Linked DNA regions of Homo sapiens: all the other regions are linked to region 2. The links are chromatin loops, found by intact Hi-C in ENCODE. Cell type or tissue: OCI-LY7. All regions are shown on one strand.

The links. Hi-C counts contacts between places; a loop is a spot of excess contacts. Peaks named below come from ENCODE experiments on the same cell type or tissue, not always from the same donor. Only the 100,000 strongest peaks of a DNase experiment are listed, where the experiment ranks them.
Region 1: a loop joins it to region 2, with 9 times the contacts of the local background. A loop is called at or near these places in 4 of 110 quality-filtered maps.
Region 3: it touches region 2 in a loop (5-fold over the local background); 12 of 110 quality-filtered maps call a loop at or near these places.

What each region holds. Positions count from the first base shown.
Region 1 is chr7:50,629,183-50,637,182 of GRCh38, reverse strand. The region is part of intron 7 of GRB10 (growth factor receptor bound protein 10); the gene reads left to right. Among named protein-coding and RNA genes, the nearest start is that of DDC, 68 kb to the right of the region's middle. In OCI-LY7, CTCF peaks have their summits at 3,835 and 4,067 (motif pointing right); a DNase peak (open chromatin) is centred at 4,062.
Region 2 is chr7:50,202,352-50,210,351 of GRCh38, reverse strand. No RefSeq gene overlaps it. Among named protein-coding and RNA genes, the nearest start is that of IKZF1, 98 kb to the left of the region's middle. RefSeq lists a silencer at 3,504-3,553 and enhancers at 2,860-3,789, 4,570-4,749. In OCI-LY7, a CTCF peak has its summit at 4,840 (motif pointing left); DNase peaks (open chromatin) are centred at 4,811 and 5,571; H3K27ac peaks cover 476 bases.
Region 3 is chr7:50,138,265-50,146,264 of GRCh38, reverse strand. SPMIP7 (sperm microtubule inner protein 7) reads right to left here. Exons shown (of 9, transcript NM_001161834.3): 6 at 6,084-6,125; 7 at 4,877-4,984. Among named protein-coding and RNA genes, the nearest start is that of SPMIP7, 46 kb to the right of the region's middle. RefSeq lists a silencer at 429-478. In OCI-LY7, CTCF peaks have their summits at 3,547 and 3,753 (motif pointing left); DNase peaks (open chromatin) are centred at 104, 3,744 and 4,944; H3K4me3 peaks cover 563 bases; H3K27ac peaks cover 4,391 bases.

The DNA of each region.
Region 1 (8,000 bases), 430 kb before region 2:
CAGTATAGTGAGACCTCATCTCTAAAGTACAAAAAAAATTAGCTGGGTGTGATGGCACATGCCTGTAGTCCCAGCTACTTGGGGAAGGTAAGGTGGGAGGATCACTTGAGGCCAGGAGATGGAGGTTGCAGTGAGCTGAGATCACGCCACTGCATTCCAGCAAAGTGACAGAGCCAGACCCTACCAAAAAACAAAAACAAAACAAAAAAAACACAACTCATGCCATCAAATGAACACAGAAAATTTGACTTTCTCTTCTTCAATGTGGATACCTTTTATTTCTTTCTCTTGCATGATTGCTCTGGTTAGGGCTTCCAGTGCTACGTTTAATAGTAGTGGTGAGAGTGGACATTCTTATCTTATTCCAGTTCTTAGGGGGAAATGCTTTCAACTCTTCCCTATTCAGTATGATAGTGGCTGTGGTTTTGTCCTATATGGCTCTAATTATTTTGAGGTATGTTCTTTTAGTGCCTAGTTTGTTGAGGGTTTTTTTCATGAAGGGGTGTTGTATTTTACTGAATGCTTTTTCTGCATCCATTTAGATAATCATATGGTTTTTGTTTTAGTTCTGTTGATGTGATGAATCACATTTATTGATCTGCAGATGTCAAACTATCCTTGCATCCCTGGAATTAAACCCACTTGATCATGATGTATTACCTTTTTAATGTACTGTTGGATTTGCTTTGCTAGTATTTTGTTGAGGATTTTTGCATCTATGTTTTTATAAGGGATATTGGCCTGCAGTATCCTTACTTTGTTGTGTCCTTGCCTGATTTCGGTATCAGGGTGATACTGGTTTTGTAGAATTAGTTAGGAAAGAATTTCTTCTCAAATTTTTGGAATAGTTTCAGTAAGATTGGGACCACCTCTTGTTTGTATGGCTGTTAAAATTTGGCTGTAGGGCCAGGTATGGTGGCTCACACCTGTAATCCCAGCACTTTGGGAGGCTGAGGTGGGTGGATCACCTGAGCTCATGAGTTCGAGACCAGCCTGGCCAACATGGCAAAACCCTGTCTCTACTAGAAAATACAAAAATTAGCCAGGTGTGGTGGCACGTGCCTGTAGTCCCAGCCACTTGGGAGGCTGAGGCAGAAGAATCACTTGAACCCAGGAGGCAGAGGTTGCAGTGAGCTGAGATTGCACCACTGCACTGCACTCCAGCCTGGGAGACAGAATGAGACTCTGTCTCAAAAAAAAAAAAAAAAAAAAAAAAAAAAGGAAAGGAAAAAAAAAAAAAAGCTGTGGATCCATCTGGTCCTGGGCTTTTTTTTTTTTTTATTGGAAGATTTTTATAATTACTGATTCCATTTTATTACCCCTACTTGTCTATTTAGGATTTCTGTTTCTTCCTGATTCAATCTCAGGAAGTTGGGTGTTTCCAGGAATTTATCCATTTCCTCTAGGTTTTTTAGTTTGTGTGGATAGAGATGTTCATAATAATCTGTGATGATCTTTTGTATTTCTGTGGTATCAGTTGTAATGTCACCTTTTTCATTTCTGATTGTGCTCATGTGAATCTTCTTTTGTTCTTAGGTAAACTTGCTAGCTATCAATTTTATTTATCCTTTCAAAGAACCAACTTTTGATTTCATTGATCCTTTGTGGGTTTTTTTGTTTTGTTTTGTTTTTTGGGGTCTCAATAACACTTAGTTCTGCTCTGATCTTTATTTCATTTCTTCTGCTAGCTTTGGGTTTTGTTCTTGTTTTTTTAGTTCCTTGAGGTGTGACATTGGGTTGTTAATTTGAGAACTTTCTGTCTTTTTGATATAGACATTTAACACTATAAAACTTATTTCTTAGCACTGCTTTTGCTGTATTCCAGAGGTGTTGATATGTTGTGTCTCTATTTTCATTAAAAAAATTTCTTTTTCTGCCTTAAGTTCATTGTTTACCCAAAAGTCATTCAGGAGCACGTTTTTTAGTTTCCACGTATTTGTACAGTTTTGAGAGTTCCTTATGGTATTGATTTTTAATTTTATTACACTGTGGTCCAAGAAGATACTTGATATGGTTTTGATTTTTTAAAAAATTTATTGAAATGTGCTTTATGGCAAAGCATCTGGTCAATTTTGTTTGATGTGCAGATGAGAAAAATGTATATTCTGCAGGTGCTGGGTAGCATGTTCTATAAATGTTTATTATTTCCATTTGATCAGGTCTAGCTTAAGTTCAGAGTTTCTTTGTTGACTTTCTGCCTCAGTTACCTGTCTACTGTTGTCAGTGGGGTGTTGTAGCCCCCCACTATTATGGTATTGCTGTCATTCTCTTCTTTTAGGTGTAGTTGTATTTGTTTTATGAATGTGGGTGCTTTGGTGCTTGCACACGTATTTCCAAAATTTATGTCCTCTTGTATTGAATGCATTCTTATGATATAATGCCCTTCATTGTCTCTTTTTCTAAAACTGTTGTTAGCTTAAAGTCTGTTTTATCTGATATAAGAATGGCTACTCCTGCTCACATTTGTTTTCCATTGCATGATATATATTTTTCCACCCATTTACTTTGAGTCTGTAGGTGTCTTTAGCCGTTAGGTGGGTCTCTTGTAGGCAGCAGATGGCTGGGTCTTGTTTTTTTATCCAGTTTGCCAGTCCATGTCTTTTAAATGGAACATTTAGGCCATTTATGTTCAACATTAATATTGGTATTTGAAGTGTTATTCCTGTCATAGTGTTGTTAGCTGGTTTATTTGTAGTCTCAGTTGTGTAATTGCTTTATACAGTGAGCTTTGTCTACTTATGTATGCTGTTATGATGGTGAGTATCATCCTTTTGTTTCCATTTTTATAACTCCTTTGAGAATTTTTTTGTAGGATTTGTCTAGTAGTGGCAAATTCCCTCAGCATTGGCTTATCTGGGAAAGGCTTTATTTCTCCTTCATTTTTGAAGCTTAGTTTGGCAGAATATAAAATTCTTGACTTACGTTTCTTTTTTCTTAAAGGAGGCTAAAAATAGACCCCCAGTCTCTTCTGACTTGTAAGGTTTCTGCTGAGAAGTCCACTGTTAGTCTAATGGGATTTCCATTATAGGTGATTTGACACTTCTATCTAACTGCTTTTGAAATTTGTTCTTTCATGTTGACCTTGAATTAATCTGATGACCATTCTTTGGTGAATGTGCATCTTCTGTAGTATCTCTAATGGGTTCTCTGAATTTCTTGTATCTGCATATCTACATCTCTAGCAAGTTTGGGGAAATTTTCCTGAATTATTTCCCTTAAATATGTTTCCAAACTTATTTTTTTTCTTCTCCCTCAGGAATACCTATAAGTCCTAGGTTTAAATAATCTTACATTTCTCAAAGGCTTTATTCTTTTTTAAAAAATTGTTGTTTCTTCTTATCTGGGCTAATTCAAAAGACTAGTCTTCAAGCTCTGAAATTCTTCTGCTTGGTCTACTCTATTGTTGAAGCTTTCAACTGTTTTTTGAAATTCCTTTAGTGAACTTTTCATTTCCAAAAGTTGTTGTTGTTGTTTTGTTTGTTTTTAATATATCTATCTCATCTTTCATCTCCAGAATTACTCTTCTGGTTTTTTTGTGTTGGTTTTCAACTTTCTCTTGGCTCTCATTGAGCTTCCTTACACTTCATATCTTGAATTCTTTATCTGTCATTTCAAAGTTTTCATTGTGGTTAGGAGCCATTGCTAGAGGGCTAATGTGGATGTCACAACATTGTTTCTTCATGGAGCTGGAGTTCTTGTGTTGGTTTCTTCTCATCTGTAGAAGCGGTCACTACTTATTTTTGAATTTACTTTCATTTGCTTGGTATTTTTTCTTCCCTCCCCCACCTTGAGGATGTGACTGTTCTGTATGTTGGTTAAGTTCCTTTGTCTTGGCTTCTCTGTAGTTTTAGGGGGCCAAGGCTTTTATGAATTACTTGGTTATAGATAGCTTTAGTGTAGTGGTTTTCTCAAATGCTAGTTGTTTGTAGGTTGTAGTAACAGTGTGCTGGACCAGTGGTCAGACTCACTGTCTCCTACAGAGAAATGGGGAGGTGGAGGTTTCAGGAGGCTTATCTCATCCCCCACCGCTGTATACTGTCAGCAGGAATTACTTTGAGTTATGCAGTTCACCCTACAGGCCAGTAGGTGGCGCTTGCAGTTGAGAGGCAGTTGCAATAATAGCAGTGGAATTTTTGGCCTTTGTTGATGTGGGGAAATACCAGGGTTTCCCTGGCCATGGGCGGGATTCCCAGGGATCCCGTCCTGCACTCTGCCACCACCCTGGCTGGGGGCGGCAGAGCTGGGTATGGCTGGGTCTGGCAAGCCCGTGACCAGGCTCTCCAGGGCAGGTACAAGCACCAACCTTGGCGGGGGTCTAGGGACACCTCTCAGGCCACTGGGACAACCCTCTAGTGTGCAGCACAGTTGCCTTTCCTGCGCAACAGAGTCTCTTCAGTAGGAGGAGCAACTGGGATGCTTAGCCCAGCAGGTAGCCCTGGAGACTGCCAGCTCACACTCCCCCAACCCTGTGGTTCTCCCTCCAGCATCCAGCCCTAGCAACTGGCCCAACCAGCTAGGCTTCTCCCAAGTCATCCGCACTGCCCTGAGCTCCTGGTACTCAGGACCTCAGGACTCCCTGCAACGGAAACCAAGGCTATCAGGCCACACCCTTCTGGGTCTGGTCTCACTAAGGGTGGGGCACCCGGCTCCCATGCCACCCCTTGAACCTGCGCCACACTCTTTGCTGTGTTCAGACAGTGGGGGCTCCTCCAGTATTTGAAATCAGGCCACAAGTCTCATCTCCATAGCCCTGGGCAGTGTGCTGCGTCCTGGGGAGCTGAGACCAGGCCTCAGGGTCAAGCCTCAGCTGTGGTGGGGGACACTGAACTGCTCCCAGGCTAACAACAAAACACTTCAGGTGGGACAATGCAGGCTATTAAGCACATTTTTTTTAAGTAGGTTTGAGTCACTATAATTGAACAGGATTATTATGCGTGTTCTCTTTATGGTGAGTAGAGCCATATAATCATGTGTAGTGCTTCAGTTATCCCTTATATCAAGAAATAATATCATTAATTTAAAACAGAACTAAAAATAATGGCAGAATTACATTCCTTTTTGGTGAGATTAATTTAGCCTACCCTGGTTGGTTATGCCCTAGTCTGAAGTAAATGTAATTTACCCCAAACCTCCAGGCTTCAGGGTCTGCCCAATTTGAGGCCTTCAGGGCCACATGGAATCAAAAGCCTTTTTGTGTGAAGCCTTGGAGCCCACCTGGTACACGCTGGGTAGTGGGTTGCAGTGGAGAAGAAAGGCAAGCAGAGCCAGGGCGGGGAGCCCTGGTTAGATCCTGGCTCCAGTACTTTCCACCTCTGTGACATCGGGCAAGCTTTCTGCCTTCCAGAAATAGCTCCACCTCCTGTCAAAGGGGCAGAGACATGTGCGTGGAGTTAAGGCTTCCTTTGCCTTCCTGGCACAGCAGTCTTCCTGCTTTCTCCTCAAGGCCCCTCGGAGGCCAGGTAGGGTAGGGTAGGTCACCCAGAACAGGATTTCATCCACATGCACAACCTCATATCACGTCTTCGGGACCTTTTGCCTGCTTTGATAATTTCTCTTACCCTGTGAATGCCTCCACTTGGCCCTGTGATTACAACCTGGCTTCTCCAAAACATTTACCACGAGTATTTACCAGAGTTACTAAAAACTCCATTTTACATTACATCCTAAAAGAGCTTTTGAACTAAAAAGTATGCTAGATCATAATTAAGCACTGGGATGAAACTGGTCGCAAGAGCTGCTGGCCCAGAAGCCCTCAGATGTCTCGGTTTCTGTGTGAAGGTCTCAGGGTAGGTGTGGATCTCGGGTACTGTGGGTCAGTGTGTGCACCCTGGAGGCTGGGCCGTCTGTCCAGGGACATCTTATGCTGCAGAGGGCTCGAAGAGGACAAAGAGAGTGCCCCATTTGCTATTTTTACAAGGCGATTACTGCTGAGCCTTGAGCAAAGACTCACAGCCAGTCAGGAGGTCTTTTGGATGCAGTCATGAGATTCCCTGAGCCTGTAAGTTATCCAAGAGCAAGGTCTAAGACTGTGGCAGGAAGCAAGAGTGAGGGTCTGTGCTAAGATTGACAGCAAGGAGGGGCCTGAATGACTCCCACACACACAACAACCCCGTGGGGGCCACTGAGACAAAAAACCAGGTGCCCCAGAGTGGAGTTTGGGGCCGTGGAGATATAATGATCTACCTTCAACTCCAATTGTTCTTAAACTTCTTCCTTTAAGTTTGCAAAAAAAATTAAGCTCTTGCTTTTTTGTCTATGCAGTGAATATGTAAAAAGTGACAACAGAAAGTCTGGGAACAGTGGAACCTTCTATTAGCACTTCAGGGCTTTTATAACGGGATTCAGTGCCAAGCCAGCCAGAGGCCTGGGTAGCTTTGCAAACCATTCCTCCCCCAACTAACTCTAAAAAGACAGAGTTTCATGCTGTTGACATAATTATGCCCTCTTTAATATTGCCGTTTTATTTTTAAAAACAATTTGCTATTTAGGGGCTTTTTTGCAGTAGAGAGAAAGAAATTGAGGATTTGAGGGGTGGCTTTTCTGACTGAATTGTTCCTGCTGCATCTTAACTGGTCATGAGGTTTGCTTTCTCAGAACTGAAATCCTGAGTTGGAAGCAGCTTTCAGGGTCCTGCCCCTGCACCCTTCGGTGGTTGTCCACAGGCCTTCAGCTGGAGCCTGCCTTGTTCCCAGATCCACGGTGGATCCAAGCACGTCCCAGGGAGGGCACGTGTCAGGGGCCAGGATCTTTTCAAGAGGGTATCTCATTAATCCATGTCATAGCAACACTATGAGGCTGGTGCTGCTTACAGATTTCCATTTTACAGATGAGGAAACTGAGGCACAGAGAGGCTGGATAGCTCAGCCATGTTCCCACAGCTAGTTACTGATGAAGCATGGTTATGGCCAAGTCTGTTTCTAAGTTCCTCTTTGGAACCACCACCCCAGGCCAAGATAGGTCATAACTAATGTAGAACTTCCATACATTGATTAAGCAGTGTTTTGCTTACATTACTGATTCTCAGAGCAGTTCCCCACAGCTTGGATGAGGAAAGCAAGTCTTAGATTGCTAATTACCTATCCGAGGTCACAAAGCCAGTAGGAGGCTAAGCCGGGATAGAACTCAGATAGAACTTGTGGGTCTCAGCTTCTCACCTTTCCTGGTGTTACCAGATTCTTATATTCCCTAAACAAGTCATACCTTGGAAATTAACTGCCTGTGGTAACAATCTCCGCTCTGAACTGTGAGTTGCTGCGGGACAAGGGCCTTGACCTGCTCGAGAGAACCTTCTAGGCCCACCTCGTGTGAGATGCTTGAACACTGGATGGGCCAGGGAAACCCAGGCCTGCTCCGCAGGAGACCTGAGCCCCCAGCAGTGCTCAGGTGGTTACTAAAGGGGCAGTTGGTGCTGTACAGAATGCTCCTCCTAGAACTGCCAGCTCTAAAAGACTCCGTGGTCAGTGGCTGGCAGTACCCTGTAATAGGAGCCCTCGTACCTCTTGTGTTCCTTACAAACATTCTCATCAGTAGCTCTACGCGTTGACTGGGTGGTTTGAGATGGCTGGTATACACAGGGCTTTCTTGGTGTTCTGTCTCTGGGTCTTAGCTTTGTGTGTGGTTGGAGGGCCCTGGTGAGATTGGAAGTACCAGAGAGTGCTGTGTCAGGGGCAGAGGGGCCTGTCGCTGGAGCTGGAAGGTGCCTGCCTTTGTGTCTGACTCAGTCTCCTGTCTGCCTTGCCCCCTCAGGGTCTCGCCAGCCCAGCCTCTGTGGGAATCTAAAAGGAGTGGATGTGGACGTGTGACCAAGCACATCTCAGCTTTTAATACCCGGGCTATTTATAGACCTTTGGGGGGATGGCTGTGGAACAACAGGGGTTGGGGAGAGAGTTTAAAGAAAAATGCAGCAGGGCTGAAAAAAAAAATGAGAAAACCATTGGCATGGCTGATTTGAACAAGAAAAGTGGCAAAGAGACTTGGAGAGAGATGAGACACACACTTCA
Region 2 (8,000 bases):
CAATCGTTTCCATCCTCTAGGGAATCATTTTATTTGTACTTCAATACAAAGTGTGACTCTGGTAATTATTTTTGCAGAGAGTCATTAATAAGAGAATGGCATGAATGAGCCCTGGCAGCGACTCACATCACTTTCCAGGTCTTCTATCTCCATCAGAAAGGATGGGGTTGGGCTGTGTGTGTCCTCAGTCCCTCCTGCCTCCCGTCTTTCAAAAGGCTCAGCCTACAGTCAGTGTGTGTAGAAGACAAAGTGGAAAGGTGTGAGCTCTGCTTAGAGAAGCACAGAAGGAAAATGTCTAACCAACAGACTCAGTAGGGAGAGGGAGCCAGGAGTCAATGGAAGTGACTGCCAGGCACCGAGGGGTCCACAGGCAGGATGTGTGGAGCTGTGAACCCCTGCCACCATGCTGGAGCACATGGTGTGTGGTAGTGACCCTGGGCAAAGAGCACATGAAAGTGACAACTAAGTCTTACACACTTACAAGATGTATGCACTTCTTCTGTGTGAGTCATAAGGCCACCTTGCCTACATGACCTGCCAATTCAATGAAAAATATGCTAAATTATAGCAGTCAACCCTGTGTAATAAATATTTTGTTCTCTGAGGAAAAACCCCAAAGGTCTTTCTAGCAGGCAGGCATTTACGATTATGAACACTCCCCTCTGGGTCTCCCACGCAGGTTCTGGGATTCCACACTGACTGTTGACTATATCAGACTGGAAACAACCCCAGCTCTAGACCCACATCTACCACGTGTATGCCCTGTGTTCTTAGACAAGATTCCTCATCTGTATAATACCTGCCTCTTATTCTATTATTTATTATGTTATAATGATCAAATTAGGGATAATATATACCTATAAATTACTTTTTTTCAAACGAGGTGTCATGACCAAAATAAAGACCTGGCGTTACGTATTTGAAGCCACCTTACGTTTTTGTCTTGAAGCCTTTCTAAGATTCTGTTAAAATGTTTGAAAATATTTTGTTCCTGAAAAATAGATACCAATACTTTTAGAGGACACTTTCTTGAGAGAAATGTGGAATAAGTCAGGTCATGAAAGTTCCTTATTGCAGAGGGCATCTCAGTGATGGCTGCACAGCTGTGGCTGAAGCCTGGAATCTCTGAACAGAATACAGAAATGCTTTCTTTCATGCTGTGTTTTTCTCCTTGAAGAGAGAAAAGAAAACTATTTCGATCAAAAAAGATGGTCTACCTGTTTCGGCTGTGGACTTGTTCTATCCACTGTTGTTGGACAGGACTCAGGACACAGGGGTGCCCTTCTCAGTTAATAAAGATGGCGATGGCCTGACTTTAATTAGTGCTAAGTGCACAAAGAAAGAAAAGCTTGCTGGGTACGGCGACTCATACCTGTAATCCCAGCACTTTGGGAGGCAGAAGCGGGTGGATCACCTGAGGTCATGAGTTTGAGACCAGCCTGACCAACATGGTGAAACCCTGCCTCTACGAAAGAAAGAAAGAAAAAGAGAGAGAGAGAGAGAGAGAGAGAGAGAAAGAAAGAAAGAAAGACAGGAAGAAAGAAAGAAAGAAAAGAAAGGAAGGAAGGAAGGAGAGAAAGAAAGAAAGAGAATGAAAGAAAAGAAAGGAAGAGAAAGAAAGAAGGAAAGAAAGAAAAAGAAAGAAAGAAAGAAAAAGAAAGAAAGAAAAAGAAAGGAAGGAAGGAAGGAAGGGCACAATAGGGACAAGGTGAAGAATGGCAGACGACAACATGGAAAAGCAAAGGGCTTCTTGTATCAGATGACTCAGACCAAGAGCCCCAGTGCCACGGAAAGGACAGCCTGTGGTGGGAGGGAGGGCAAATTAGGACAGCCTGGGCTGTGGGGGCTGACTGCATGAACCAAGAAGGAGGAGGCACCTTTTTTTTTTTTTTTTTTTTGGAGACAGGGTCTCGGTTAGTTGAGAGGTACTATTCTGTACCAAAGTGTGTGTGTGCCCTCAGCTGAAGTCCATCTTTTGCCAGAAAAGTCTTGATGATGTTGTCCCTCCAGCCTCCTGTGCAGTGCTGGGATTTCACACATTGGGCCTTCCCGTGGTGTTTCACCCCAGAACCCATTTTTTATCCTCCCTCCCTGACCCCAGCATGCCTAACCCAGCAGTTAGTTCTGAGGGACAATACTTTAAACCCTCATGGCCTCCCTCACCCACCTTCTGGTGGCCAGCCTCTTGTCCTGGACTGACTGTGGCCCTCCACCCCGGTCCCTGCTCCCCCTTCGTGCCCTGCATCTCTCTTCCACAGAGCGCGTCAGCTTCACAGCATCCCCCAGCGCGACAGGTCCCACTCACAAACCTCCCGGCCTACCCTAATTCTGGGAGTCAGAACCGACGTCCTTCCCAACTGAGTTTCCCACACCCCACCCAAGGCCGCCTCTCCATCTCCTCCCTGCCCTTCCCTCGGCCTGGAAGGGCCACTCCTTTCCCCCACGTCTTGCTCAAATGTCACTTCCTCAAAGAGGCCTTCCCTGGCCACACCCGCTGGCCCATGCCACTCAGCTGGAGTAAGTCTCTTGCCAGCACCAGTGGGAAAGAAAATATCCACATTCAGATTTTGTCTTTGCTGCTATTTCTGGTCAACTTTCTCTCATTGGAAGCAACGTTCCCTGAGGGGAGTTGGTTGGAGCCTCCCCAGTTTCAGCCCCAGTGCTGCAGCGATGCCAGCCGTGGAGTGGCCACAGGGTCAGCCCAGAATGAATGAGTTTGAGGTGAACAACCTCATACCCGCTTTTCCTAACCCCTCCTTTTTAAGCTCCTTGATGGAAAACTTTGCTCGTTACATCTCCTTGCTTCCATCTCTGCCTGCTCCAGCGCCTTCCTCTTCCCCTGCCACCCTCCCAGGAGCATGAGCTCCCCATACACTGTGCACCCCAGGGTGTTTCTGCCCAGGGGCAGGCTAACGTGCAGTGGGGGCTGCGGCCTAACGTGGACTAGAAGGCCTTGGGTCCTGGTGCCAGAGAGCTCACCTCTCCCTCCTTCCTCGGCATCGCGGCCTTCCCCATGGAGGTCCCATCATCTGCCGCTGCTGCTTTGTCTTAGAAAACTCAGGGACACTCACTCACTGCCCCTGCTTCATGCCCCTCGTGCGTCCACACCACACAGTGGCTTATAGGGTACCCACTCCACGAGGGAGCTTAGGCAGATCCTGATGGGACAGAGAAACAAAAGCAGGAGCCCATTTCCAGCAGCGTTGCGTTCCGGGGGGTTCCTCTCCTAATCCAGGGGACAGAGGAGCTCACCGGTGATACTGCTGTGAGGGGAGAGGTGCGGCGATAGAGGGTGCTGTGGGACTCCCCAAGGACCCCATCGGCCTGGTGGGGGCTGGGGGTGGGTAGCCTAAGGTCAATTCCATCCCAGATTTATCTGGCCCAGCTCATCAGTCCCAGGAGGGATGCCTGGTGCTTCCTTCTCTCGATCCCCCATTCTCCCCGAGCCCAGTCAACGCCTGTGCAATGTGATGAGTCGCTCCGTGTTTAGGGAAGCGACTCATCACGGGTCCAGCACCCTTCACAAGCTGCCCCGTGTTCCTTTTTAGCTTCACCCCCACCCCCCACTTTGCACACACTCTACACACTGCAACCTCAGCCGACTTCCGTGGCCAGCTATGCAGGGTCTTGTTGGCCAGGCTGCTCCTCTGCCTGGAATAACCTCATCTTCCTCCCTGGCAGGCAAGTGTGAGTCACACAGGGCTTCAAAACATACTAAAATGTCACCTTCTCTTTGAACTTACCTGCCCCTCTTCCTGGCTTGCCCTCCCCCATCCACAGCCGATGCTGTCTCCTTTTGAACTCCCGTCAACTGGGTAAGACTTTGGTGCTGGCACTGCCTAGGTACATCGTAATAAACAAGTGCTTATTCACAATAGCAAAACAAACCTGGAGCCCATCAACAGTGGACTAGGTAAGGAAAACATGATACCTATACACCGTGGAATACTACACAGCTGTAAAAATGATATCATGTCCTTTGCAGCAACATGGATACAGCAGGAGGCCATTATCCTAAGTGAATTAACACAGGAGCAGAAAACCAAATACCGCATGTTTTCACTTGTAAGAGGGAGCTAAACATTGGGCACACATGAACATAAAGATGGCAGTAACAGACATGGGGGACTACTAGAGAGGGAGGGAGGGAGGGAGGGGGAAAGACTGAAAAACTACCTATTGGGCACAATGCTCACTACCCAGCTGATGGGATCAATTGTACCCCAAACCTCAGCATCAAGCAATATATGCACGCAACAAACCTGCACGGGTACCCCCTGAATCTAAAATAAAAGTTGAAGTGAAAGACAGAAAGAAAGAAAAAGAAAGAAAGAAAGAAAGAAAGAAAGAAAGAAAGAAAGAAAGAAAGAAAGAAAGAAAAGAAAGAAAGAAAGGAAGAATGAGAAAGAAGGAAGGAAGGGAGAGAGAGAAAGAAAGAAAGAAAGAAAGAAAGAAAGAAAGACAGACAGACAGACAAACAAGTGCTCCGCGAGCTCCAGGAGGGCAGGAGCTGATTTCATTCCCTGCAAATCCTTGTGCCTGGCTGGGTGCCAGCACACAGTGGGTGCTCAAAACATGTGGGCTGATGGAAGAAGAGAATTTGCTTCCATCACTACAACTGTGAAGTCCTTTAAGATAGCAATGTGATAGACTTGACCCCTGTAGAAAGCAGAGCCACGCTGAATAGAATCAGCTGATTTTTTTTTTTTTAACATCTGGCGAATGATTTCATGGGATCTGGCCTCAGTTTCCTCCCTGAGAGCGTGATGCGGGATTCTGTCTGTGGGCTCCGCATTGGTTGATTCAAGGACCTGGTCAGTACTGCCATCTGGTGGCCGTTTACCCCATTTGCAGATTGGGCTCTTAAAAGCTCCAGCACAGTAATTCTGCAATCATTATTATTTATTTATTTTGGTAAAATTCCCATTTTTTTCCCAACTCACAGGGGAAGAAAAAATACTTTTAGTGTGAGAGGGAGAGGATTTCCTCACCATTATTTCCCTCCTAAAATCCCACCCCCACCCAGACCTGCACAGTCCACAAGGAGAGCCCATGACGAATAGCCTGGCCTTGGTGGAAACCCACGGCACTCTCTGGCTGTCTGCACTTATGCATCTCCGAGGAGAGCAGAGATCGCCTTATCAGACCTCCCGCAGCGAGGTAAGCTTCAACTCCAAGGTCAGGAGCAGCTCAGGCTAGGAGTGGGCCAGCGACCCATTCTGTGCTCTGCTGCAGGCCCCTAAATGCAGCATTTGATTTCTCTTAGGACAAAATGAAGGCTTGTTAAATATATATATATATTTAAAAGGCAAGCACAGCCAACCAGTGCCACTCTCATTGCTTTATCTCTCCTTGTAACCCTACAACAGTCAATGGAAAGACAAAATGTGGGCTGCTAATTCCTCCTTCCTGGGACTTCAGGTCGGCATCTCCTCATTACAGCCATCATTCTAGAAATTAATGACTATGCTCTTTGTTCTTTGATACTTGCAGCGATGATCTAGGCCCTTAAATGCAGGGCTTAAGTTCCCCTCAAAAACCAGGGCTATGTCGGCAGGCTAGTCAGACTGTCTGGAAGAGCAGCCAACAGGAAGTCGTAGATTGTCTGTGCTTCTTCTGAGTTTGGATGCGTCTTTACCAGAAAACTATACTGTCTTCCACAGCAGCTTTCAACTCATGATCCTCCCTCTTGTCCCTCTTAGCAAACCACTACCAAGTGGCATTTTAAGATGTCAAAAAATCCCAGCATAGAATTGCTTCATTGTGAGTGCTGGTGCTGGCACACAGTGGGTGCTCAAAACTTGTGGGCCCAATGGAAGAGCATTTGCTTTTATCACTCTACAACTGTGAACGTCTTTATGTTTTCTCTGTACCTGAATTATAACAAGGCAAGGATTGGGGCTGATTCTGGGATTTTGGGACAGTTAAGGCAGCCAATGGAATCTGTTAGCACGAGTATTTCCTAGTCTTCCTGTGAGAAACAGAAGGAGGGACCCTTGAAATGAGGTCCCTGGGGCTCTTGGTTGAGGACCTGAAAGAAATGAGAGAAAGATGGATCTGAGCCTTTTAGGAAGACGTCTTCATTTGAGGTAAGGTTTTGTCTTAGGGCCCTACATTCCCAGCAACAGGCTCAGGGGATACCTCTGCAGACCACACAGGGAGATTTGCTCATTCATCCATCCATTCACTTATGCAAACGATGATCATAAACAGCTTGCTGCAGGGACTATGCTGGGTACTGGAAATAGGGCGCTGAGAGAAAATGACCATGGTGCTTGTTTGCAGAAAGCATAGAGCCTCGTGGAGGGAGATGGAGATTAACCAAAGTATCACATAAATGACTGTATGGTTACAACTGAGAATATTATGAAGGCGAGGAACCTATCATACAAGACCATAGAACAGAGGAGCTTTACTCGGCCCAGGAGCCAGCCAGGCTTCACTGCGGAAGGTAATCTTTTATGGAGAACTGATGGGTAAATGGAAATTTACTGGGTAGACAGAGGGGAGAAGAGAGCCTCCCCACCTTCCAGAAGGAACAGAGCTACAAAGGGAGAGAGAAAGAGATCTGAAAGAGGCAGTGTGCGGGATGGAGCCTGGGGGAGAAGGCACAGTTAGCACTGGGGTGGTCTCTGGCCTGGGCAAGCCTCTTGGACAGCAGCCTACAATGCATGGCCAGCCATGCTGAGCTCAGAGAGAGAATCGTACGAGAAAAGTGCAGGCTCCTCACTGACACACAGGATCTCTGTACTAGAGCAGTGCCTGGGGTAAAAGATTAATAGTTGCTTAATAAATTGTTATTGAATGAGTAAATGGAAAAATGCTTGGCCTCAGCCTTGGGAGGTGACTTCTAGCAGGGGGAAGCTCCTACCTCCCTTAGTTTTTCTTCCCCTCATTATCCTCAAGGAAGAGGAGTGCTTTTGTATTGGTCTAGTCCAGGGATATTGATTGGGCCATGTAGTTCTGGTGAGCATTAGACAGAGAGATACAAAATAAACAGGCATTAGGGTGAACACTGTTCTGTGCTTTTGCTCTGGTTCCTGTGTTTTGTATTTGCTTCTCCTTGCTGAACATTTTTCCTGCTACCATCAAAGGAGTAAGGATAATAACAGGGCTAGGCTGAGGAAAACAAAGAAGTAAAGTAGTTTTACTCCTGCTCCCTTCAGTTCAGGCAAGTGGTGTCACTGAAGTGATTCTACGTGGCTTTGAGGCCAACAGTGACACCCAGGGATTTTCTCTTGAGGCTTAGCTTCCCATGGGAAGCTTGCAGGGGTAGGTTGCTGACCCAGGGTCAGATTCAAAATTTAGGAATGCTAAGTGTCAGTCAGTAATCTCTATCTCTTCTATTTTTACTCTTGAAGATGGTGTATGACAGTAGATAGTGTCAGAGGTGAGCATACAAGAGCAGAAGAATGCAATGTGGCTTTGGGGCTCTCCCATCAAGAAGTGGGGTCCATTTCCTGATCCCTGGAGTCTGGACTCAGGAGCAGCCTGTGACTTGCACTGACATCAATGGATAATGAAATGGATGGAGACAGAGTTGTGCAAATTCCAGAAGCTACGCCTTGAGGGCTCTTGCAGATTTTGCTTTTGACCTCTTGAAACTGCCCTGAGACCACTAGGAAGGAATACCTATCTGGTTTTCTGGAGGAAGAGAGTCACATGGAGAAGAACTGAGGCAGCCACCAACTGCCAGACATGTGACCACCAGCTCTGCTGACCCCACAGCTCAAAGAAGCTGCACAGATGAGCTGAGGCCACACTCTTCAGGGAACAATCCGCACAGTCCTGAGAGACAGCAACTCCTTGCTCTTCTGAGCCACTAGGCTTTGGAACAGTTCATTGCCTCTTTTACATGACATACTCTAATTGCATCATCTTGTTCAATGCTCACAACAACCCTGCAAGGTTCTTATTAATTTTCCATTTTACAGATAAGAAAACTGAGCCTCACAGAGTAGATGCAAAACCGTTAAGTGGCAGGACTGGAATTTGCACTC
Region 3 (8,000 bases), 64 kb after region 2:
ATTTCCTCTGGCCTCAGCCTCCTCATCTGCAAAATGGGGATAGAACTTGCACCTTCATTTCTGGCCTCATCACACTATTTGAAAAACAAATGAGGGAGTGTGTGAAAGTAGTCTGAAAAGGCAGAAGTATTGGGCTGATCTAAGGAACTACTATTCATAGAGTTATTCTTTAACCTGGGTTGTGGTAAAATTTTGTTAAGCTGCAACACAGTCCAGCGACTGACAGGGAAGCCCCCTTTTCCATGGGAGACATGTGCCAGGGGCTGCCTGGGGGTCCATGTTGGACAATTCCTCTTTATTTGCAAATGCTTCCTCAGAGCAATCATTGAGGTCAAAAAGCACAGTAAATATGAAACCTTGTAACGTCCTTAGATAAAAGATTATAACTTAGTGGAGGATGGTACCTCATAGGCAGCTGCCTAGTTTGGAAAAACAAGCAAATGGTGACTGCAAGTGCTGGGTTTGGGTTCAGAAGGCATGGGCTGTGCTGCTCTGTTAGCTGGGCCTGCACCTCACCTTTGCTGAGCCTGTTTATTCTTTGGAAATACAAGTGTGAGATGCATATATGTTAGATCTCAGGGCTCTCTCCCATATATGTAAGATGTATATATATATATATATATATATATATATATATATATATATACACACACATATACACACACACACACACACACGCACATATATATATATACATATATATATATGTATATATAATCTACAATAGAGTCTGTTACAAAAGAAAAAGTACCCCAACACTCTTTCCATATCCTTGGGAAAGGACAGAGATCTGCCATTACAGATGATTCAATTTTTATGTTCCTTGTACTGATGACTCATGACTGCAAAGCACTGAAATTATATGGGACTGTAAAATGGTTACTAAAAGGGACTGAGCTTATCTTCAAACTTGTTCACCGAGCCCTTGCAAAGAATATGGATCTTATACTGAAGAGGATAAAAACAACAGATTTGAAAAACAGGATTCTTTTTTTTTTTCATTTTTGAGACAGGGCCTCTGTCACCCAGGCTGGAGTGCAGTGGCGCGATCTTGGCTCACTGCAACCTTCACCTCCCAGGCTCAAGCGATTCTCCTGCCTCAGCCTCCCTAGTAGCTGGGATTACAGGCGCTCACCACCAAGCCTGGCAAATTTTTGTGTTTTTTAGTAGAGATGGGGTTTCACCATGTTGGCCAGCCTGATCTCCAACTCCTCACCTCAGGTGATCCACCCGCCTCGGCTTCCCAAAGTGCTAGGACTACAGGTGTGAGCCACCGTGCCAGGCCTGAAAAAGCAGGATTCTCATCTCAGTCTTACCTTAACTTTCTGCTTGACACAGATTATAAGTGCGGATGAATTTGCATCATTTTAAAAAAATTCCTGAACACTACCCAGATCCGGTCAACAGTTCATGTTTGTTGAAGAAACAAAGATAATTGTTTAGCTATACTGAGCTTCAATAATTTTTGTTGAACCCAATGACTATTTTGGATTCTTTCTATTTCCTAAACTAGTCTCAAGTTATAATAAGTTAGGAACTGCAGTAGAAACTGCGTTAACATTTTGAGTTCCTGAACTCTAAATGCCATTTAGTAACTGGGCATGCCTACCAAATTCAAAAATAATTTTAATAAGAAAACTCAGGCAACAATTTCATTTTTAGTGATTTGTTCCAAAAGAATGCATGGATAAGTGTACAAACATATATGTAGAGGCTGTTTTTGCTATATTGTTTACAACAAGAAAAGTATTCAGGGCTTGGGCAATATAAACTTGTTATAGATTTGGTGGGATACATCTAGCCATTAAAAAGATTTTAATATGCAAAAATATCTAGTGCATATTTCAATCTTACATACACACATACACTCCACCTATCCATGCACACACAATACACTTGTACATATATGTTGCACACATTCATAAATGCATGAGGGGAAGAGTCTAAAAAGAAATCAAACTTTTAATATTGGGATTGAAAATGAAAGAGATATTTTACTTTCTACACTTCAAAAATATCTGAATTATTTTCATAATGAACACTTTTGGAAAAAAGTTATTTGTGGAGCTTCAATGTTACTATTAAAGGTGAGCATAAATACTGAGCATAACCATTGGCTCACCAAACCTCTGTAAATTCACATAACACTTCAAGAAAATGATAGCCATAAGTTTAAGAACTTTTTAAGAATGTTTACATATTCTGACCCCAGAATCCTTTTGAAGGAATGTCACTTAAGTAAATAATTTCAAATCAAGAAAGAGTCATATAAAGAATATGGAAACAATTTACATATGTAACCTAAGTGAATGAGGCAGTTACAGTACATCTACACAAATAGAAGCTATGATAAGCTCATAAAAACATGTACCCATAATTATGTGGTAATGTTATAGTGGTAAAAATGTTCTGTGTAGTGTGATCATAGCTATGTAAATATACAAAAGCAAGATTAGAAGTGTGTATGACAGATGGAAATATGCCAAAATGTTAATAATGGTTATGAATAAGAGTTTGGTTATATTGTCATTGTTATTAATATTTCTATACTTTTTCTTTAATGATCAGATTCAGTTCTACAATAAAAATAAAAACTACTATTTTTAAGCTATTAGCACAATCACTACCAATATAAAAAACACAGAGCATGTCAGATGACTTAGTAACCATAAAACAAAATCAACTAATGAAGGAAATTTTTAAAACTTTTGCCCTGTAGAAAAATTGGTGATTCCAATGCTGAAGCCACTTGAACTAGAGAGTAAATGGCCTTGACCCTTGCCTGAAATACGGTTTTTGGGCCGGGTGTGGTGGCTGACACCTTAATCCCAGCACTTTGGGAGGCCGAGGCAGGCGGATCACTTGAGGTCAGGAGTTTCAGACCAGCCTGGCCAACATGGCGAAACCCCCATCTCTACTAAAAATACAAAAAATTAGCCAGGCATGGTGGTGTGCACCTGTAATTCCTGCTACTCAGGAGGCTGATGCAGGAGAATCACTTGAACCCGGGAGGCAGAGGTTGCAGTGAGCCGAGATCACGCCACTGCACTTCAGCCTGGGTGACAGAGTGAGACTCTTGTCTCAAAAAAAAAAAAAAAAAAAAAATGGCTTTCACTGAAAAGGCAGGGGTATAGCAGTGTTTCCCAGCCATGATTAAGTGCCACCAATCATTAAAAAGGACCCTAAAGATACTATCATAAAGCCATTTCTCTTCAAGAAACTTTAAGATGAAAAAAATTCAAGAAGAGACATATTTGCTTTCAATAGGATGGCTCTCTGTACCTTACTTGGCACAAAGTAGGCGCATGTGCTCCTATGCAAATGACATCATATTGTTTATATTCTCCTGTACTTTGCTTTGTAGCTCAAGCAGTATTGTGGAAACTACATAATAATTTGTTTAGAGATTCATATGTATGTATCAAAACTAGAAAGAAAAGTAAGCAAAAGAAAGGCATAAAGTCTAATGAGTATAGCTTCTGAGCTGGGGAAGCAGAAGGCATGGGCAATGAGATTGGGGCCACACACATGGCTGAAAAGATTTGAGTAAGATTCTGTATGTTACTAGGTGGGGGATACACAGGAGTTTACTTACGTTATTTGATATGTTATATGTGACACTATATCTTTCTGTGTCTATAAATATTTTATAAATAAAAATGAAAAACATTTCTTTGTGTTAACAGGTTAAGATTCCGTTAAAAATTGAAAGCGAATCAAAAGAAGAAACTTTGCAACCTTGGAGGCCCTCTAGTGCCCAAATCAGGTAAGTACAGTTAATATCTTCAATTCTTTTATATGATTCGCTCAAAATATCATTTGCTTAAAAACAGAAATTAACAGCAAGATGAGGCAGGAATGCTATATGCCCAAATTTATTGAAGTTAAGTGGTTCATTTTTACACCAAATCTTTAAAATGTTGCCATACTGCTCTTCACTCTCTTTGAAGAAATGACCCCAAATAATATGTTTTGATTCTTTAGAAAGAATATTTCATACAACATTTCAAAATTTAGATATACGTATCAAAGAAGAAACAATCCTAAATTGTTGTGCCTGAATATTTTAAATTAGCTTTCTTCCTATATCCTTCCTTTAGATTTTTAGAATTATTATGTGTAGTAGCAATGATTTCCTTGCAGAATGTATGGAAGAATCCAGCCCACTGACTCCTTCCTCAGGACGAAGCACAGCACGACAGCCTTCAAGTTCCTATGTGTAAAAGTGATTCCTCTCGGCTGGGCGCGGTGGTTCACTCCTGTAATCCCAGCACTTTGGGAAGCCGAGGCGGGCGGATCACAGGGTCAGGAGATCGAGACCATCCTGGCTAACACAGTGAAACCCCCTCTCTACTAAAAATAGAAAAAATTAGCAGGGCGTGATGGCAGGCGCCTGTAGTCCCAGCTACTGGGAGGATGAGGCAGGAGAATGGCGTGAATCCAGGAGGCGGTGTCTGCAGTGAGCCGAGATTGCACCACCGCACTCCAGCCTGGGCGACTGAGCGAGACTCCGTCTCAAAAAAAAAAAAAAAAAAAAGTGATTCCTCTCTGTTAGTGATCTGCCGCGTCTCAGATACTTTACAAACATTATTGATCCCCCCACGATCACCTTGCTTGGTGGCATTTTTTTTCTCACAAGTTTCAGATGAAGAAACTGAAGTCACAGAGATAAAGTGACTTGCTCAAGGGCCCCAAGTGAGTCAATCCCCAAAATCTCCTTTGTGACAAACCACATTTCTTTTAGGAAGCAGGTATCTTTCTTCTTCAGCAATGTTCAATAAAAGCCACGTTTAAATTCCTTCATTTATGGTAAAGTCCATCATCATGTTTCATCCTTAGTAATAAAACAAGTGAAATAATCATGAATGGAACTCACCGACTTGTGTTTGTATAAAGAGGCTTAGAGTACCGCTGCTTGGCTAGCGATGCGATGTCTCCCAAGGGGTTGTCAACATCATCAGCATTTGTAGACTGCACATGACCACTGTTAGAATGGAAAGGAAAGAAGGCATATATTTCTGTATAAGAAACATAGAAGAAACCATTGAACAGTATTCTAACTTCCAAAGGAAATTTATTTGCCAAAGTAGATCAAAGGCTCAAAATGCAAAATGTAAAGCATAATGATAGAACAATTTTCCTTAAAAAATATAAAGATAATTTTCTCTTCTTCAGAATGAGCGGTGGCATGCTCCTTGATCTTAAGTTTGAGCCAGAGTGACAGTAAGGGCTGTTTTGTGTTTCTGAACAAAGAAGCGGGCTGTTCCTGCAGCCCCAGCACAACTCCTTTGGAGACCGGCTGGAGGCTGGGCAAGGAAGAGGCTGGTGTGTGCCAGAGATTATAAGGCTCCTGGTGAATGGAAACCCTCACAGGTGCAGAGGAGCTTGGGCAACAAGCCACGTGCCCCTGGGCCTGAGAGAAAGTTGAGAGGCTGAGTTAATGCCAATCAGAGAGTTTCAAGGACTTCTGGGGCCACTGGTAGAAACACTAGTCAACTGCAGAACTGAAGAGGCCGAGTAATGAGAGGGGTGGGCCAGGACTAAAGGTCCAGATCCCTCCTCCATATTCTTGGATCTACTTTGTTTTGTTTCAAGGTTCTTCTTCCATCTAAAAACCAGGAGAAGACCCCAACTGGCAGATAATGTACTTTTTTTTGCCATCCATGGAAAGCCGGCATTAAATGTAGAAATTAAGAGGTGATATTTCCATGCTGTTAATGAGCATCTCATCCCTTCTGCAATTATAACAGTTTTTGTGATTCATAACACTCAATAGTGGTAGCATCCAAGGTATTTTATTTCAAAAGGTAATGTATTTGGAAAAACAGAAAAATACCACTCTTTCTCTCTTTCTTTCCTTCCTTCCTTCTTTGTTTCTTTCTTTTCTTTCTTTCTTTCATCAAAATCAAACCTTAGATGGGACTTCTGACATTAAACAGGCACTGTGTGCCACACAAACATTAGAAATGTGTTACAATATATAAGTTGTCTTAAAAAGTGAATACAACATGCGTGAGCTGAAAGCAACTACAACCAAAATATAAATCTAAAATTTTTTTACAAGACTGAGAAACATTACTTACGTATAGAGAGGAATATATTTACTTCTAGAACTTGAACTCACACTTCAAAAAAGAGAAGAGAGGCAACTGGGTTATTTATATTAAGTTAATAAACATCAAATTATTACAGTATTTCTCTAATTAAGACAAAAGCCTTCACAGATATCTCATAGGAATTGTCCTTTAAAGGTTTGTGATTTTAAACAGAGACTATTTAAGGATGTAGTTTGCTTTCTCCAGAATGTCAAATAAATGGAATCATATAATAAATTTTTGGGTCTGGCTGCTTTCAAAATGTATTTCAGATTCATTTATATTGTTGTGTGTTGTGTTTGTTCTTTTTCATTGCTGAGTAGTATTCCATTGTATGGGCATACTCTAGTATCTTTATCTATTTACCTGCTGAAGGGCATCTTGGTTGTTTCTGGGTTTTGGAGATCATGAATAAAGCTGTTATAAACGTTCACATATAGGTCTTTGTGTGAGCTCTTGGAAGGAACATTTACGTACAGGAGGCTTCCACTGTGAATAGTATGCTGAAGAATTCTGAGATGTGGCAGTGCTGACTAACCCACATAGCTTTTCATTTGCCAGCTGACTTATAATCAACAAATTAAGTGGATCTATGTAAACTGGAATAAAAAAATTATCATCTCCCTGAGCTATTTGCCATTTTACCACATGATATGTAAATTAAAAATACCAATATACCAATAAAGTTTTAGAACTAACATTCACATGTTAAGAATTAGTAGAAAAAAATTACATTTTAAAAAATGTATTCAAATGGAATTATCATCAACTTCAGCTTGCTATATGAACAAGAATCTTTTTTTTTCTTTTTTTTTTTTTTGAGATGGTGCCTCGCTCTAGTCACCTAGGCTGGAGTACAGTGGTGCAATCTTGGCTCACTGTAACCTCCGTCTCCCGGGTTCAAGTGATTCTCCTGCCTCAGCCTCTCGAGTAGCAGTGATTACAGGCACGTGCCACCACACCCAGCTAATTTTTGCAGTTTTAGTAGAGACGGGGTTTCACCACGTTGGCCAGGATGGTCTCAATCTCCTGACCTCGTGATCTGCCTGCCTCGGCCTCCCAAAATGCTGGGATTACAGGTGTGAGCCCCCACACCTGGTCAATAATGTTAAATTTTTAAATATTTCAATCTTTTATTTAAACGATTACCATTCAATTTACACGTTGGAGTCTATAGTGGGGTATTTTACACATTTGGCAAAACCATACTTTAAATAAATTTTATCAAAAATCTTGCACATCATTTTTAGATATGGTTCAATAAAATGGTAGTTTTCTGACAAGACTCAATATTCTTCTCCGTACTGTCACTATTTGCATTTCTAGATCCAGTAGTCAGACTTGAGTACAGCGTTGTGTATTTCCATTTCATTCCTTTTTCTACCAATTACCAAAAAAAAAAAAATCCCATTTAAAGGTCACTTTATACTGCTTTTATTGAAGTGGTGCAATTGTTAAAGATTTTAAAAATGGTATCCTTGATATTGATTTTCGATCATTAAAATTTAGCAAAAACTCTCATTAATTTTGCTGTGGACTAATATCTCCTACATTTTGCTTTAAATTTAATTTGGATTAGGTAAATATAAAGTTAAATATATAAGGTTAACCATTCCACTGAGGCGATGATCAAATTGATCTTCTAAAAACCAGAAAATCAGATGAAATTCCAGAGAGCAAAAGATGGAATGAATAATTTTTTCTGGAGTGGCATGTGTTTTTCGTATGTGATGTCTGTCTGTCTCATGCTATTCTTCATAATTGCCCATGGTAGTTATTGAAAAATACATAGTTACATTTTAAAATTCCATGTGATTCACTTTTATATTTCCTATTCAACTTCATTTTTGCAAATGCTCATTGTGACTCAGCACTCACAGGCTTTAGCCAACAGGCCTACAAATC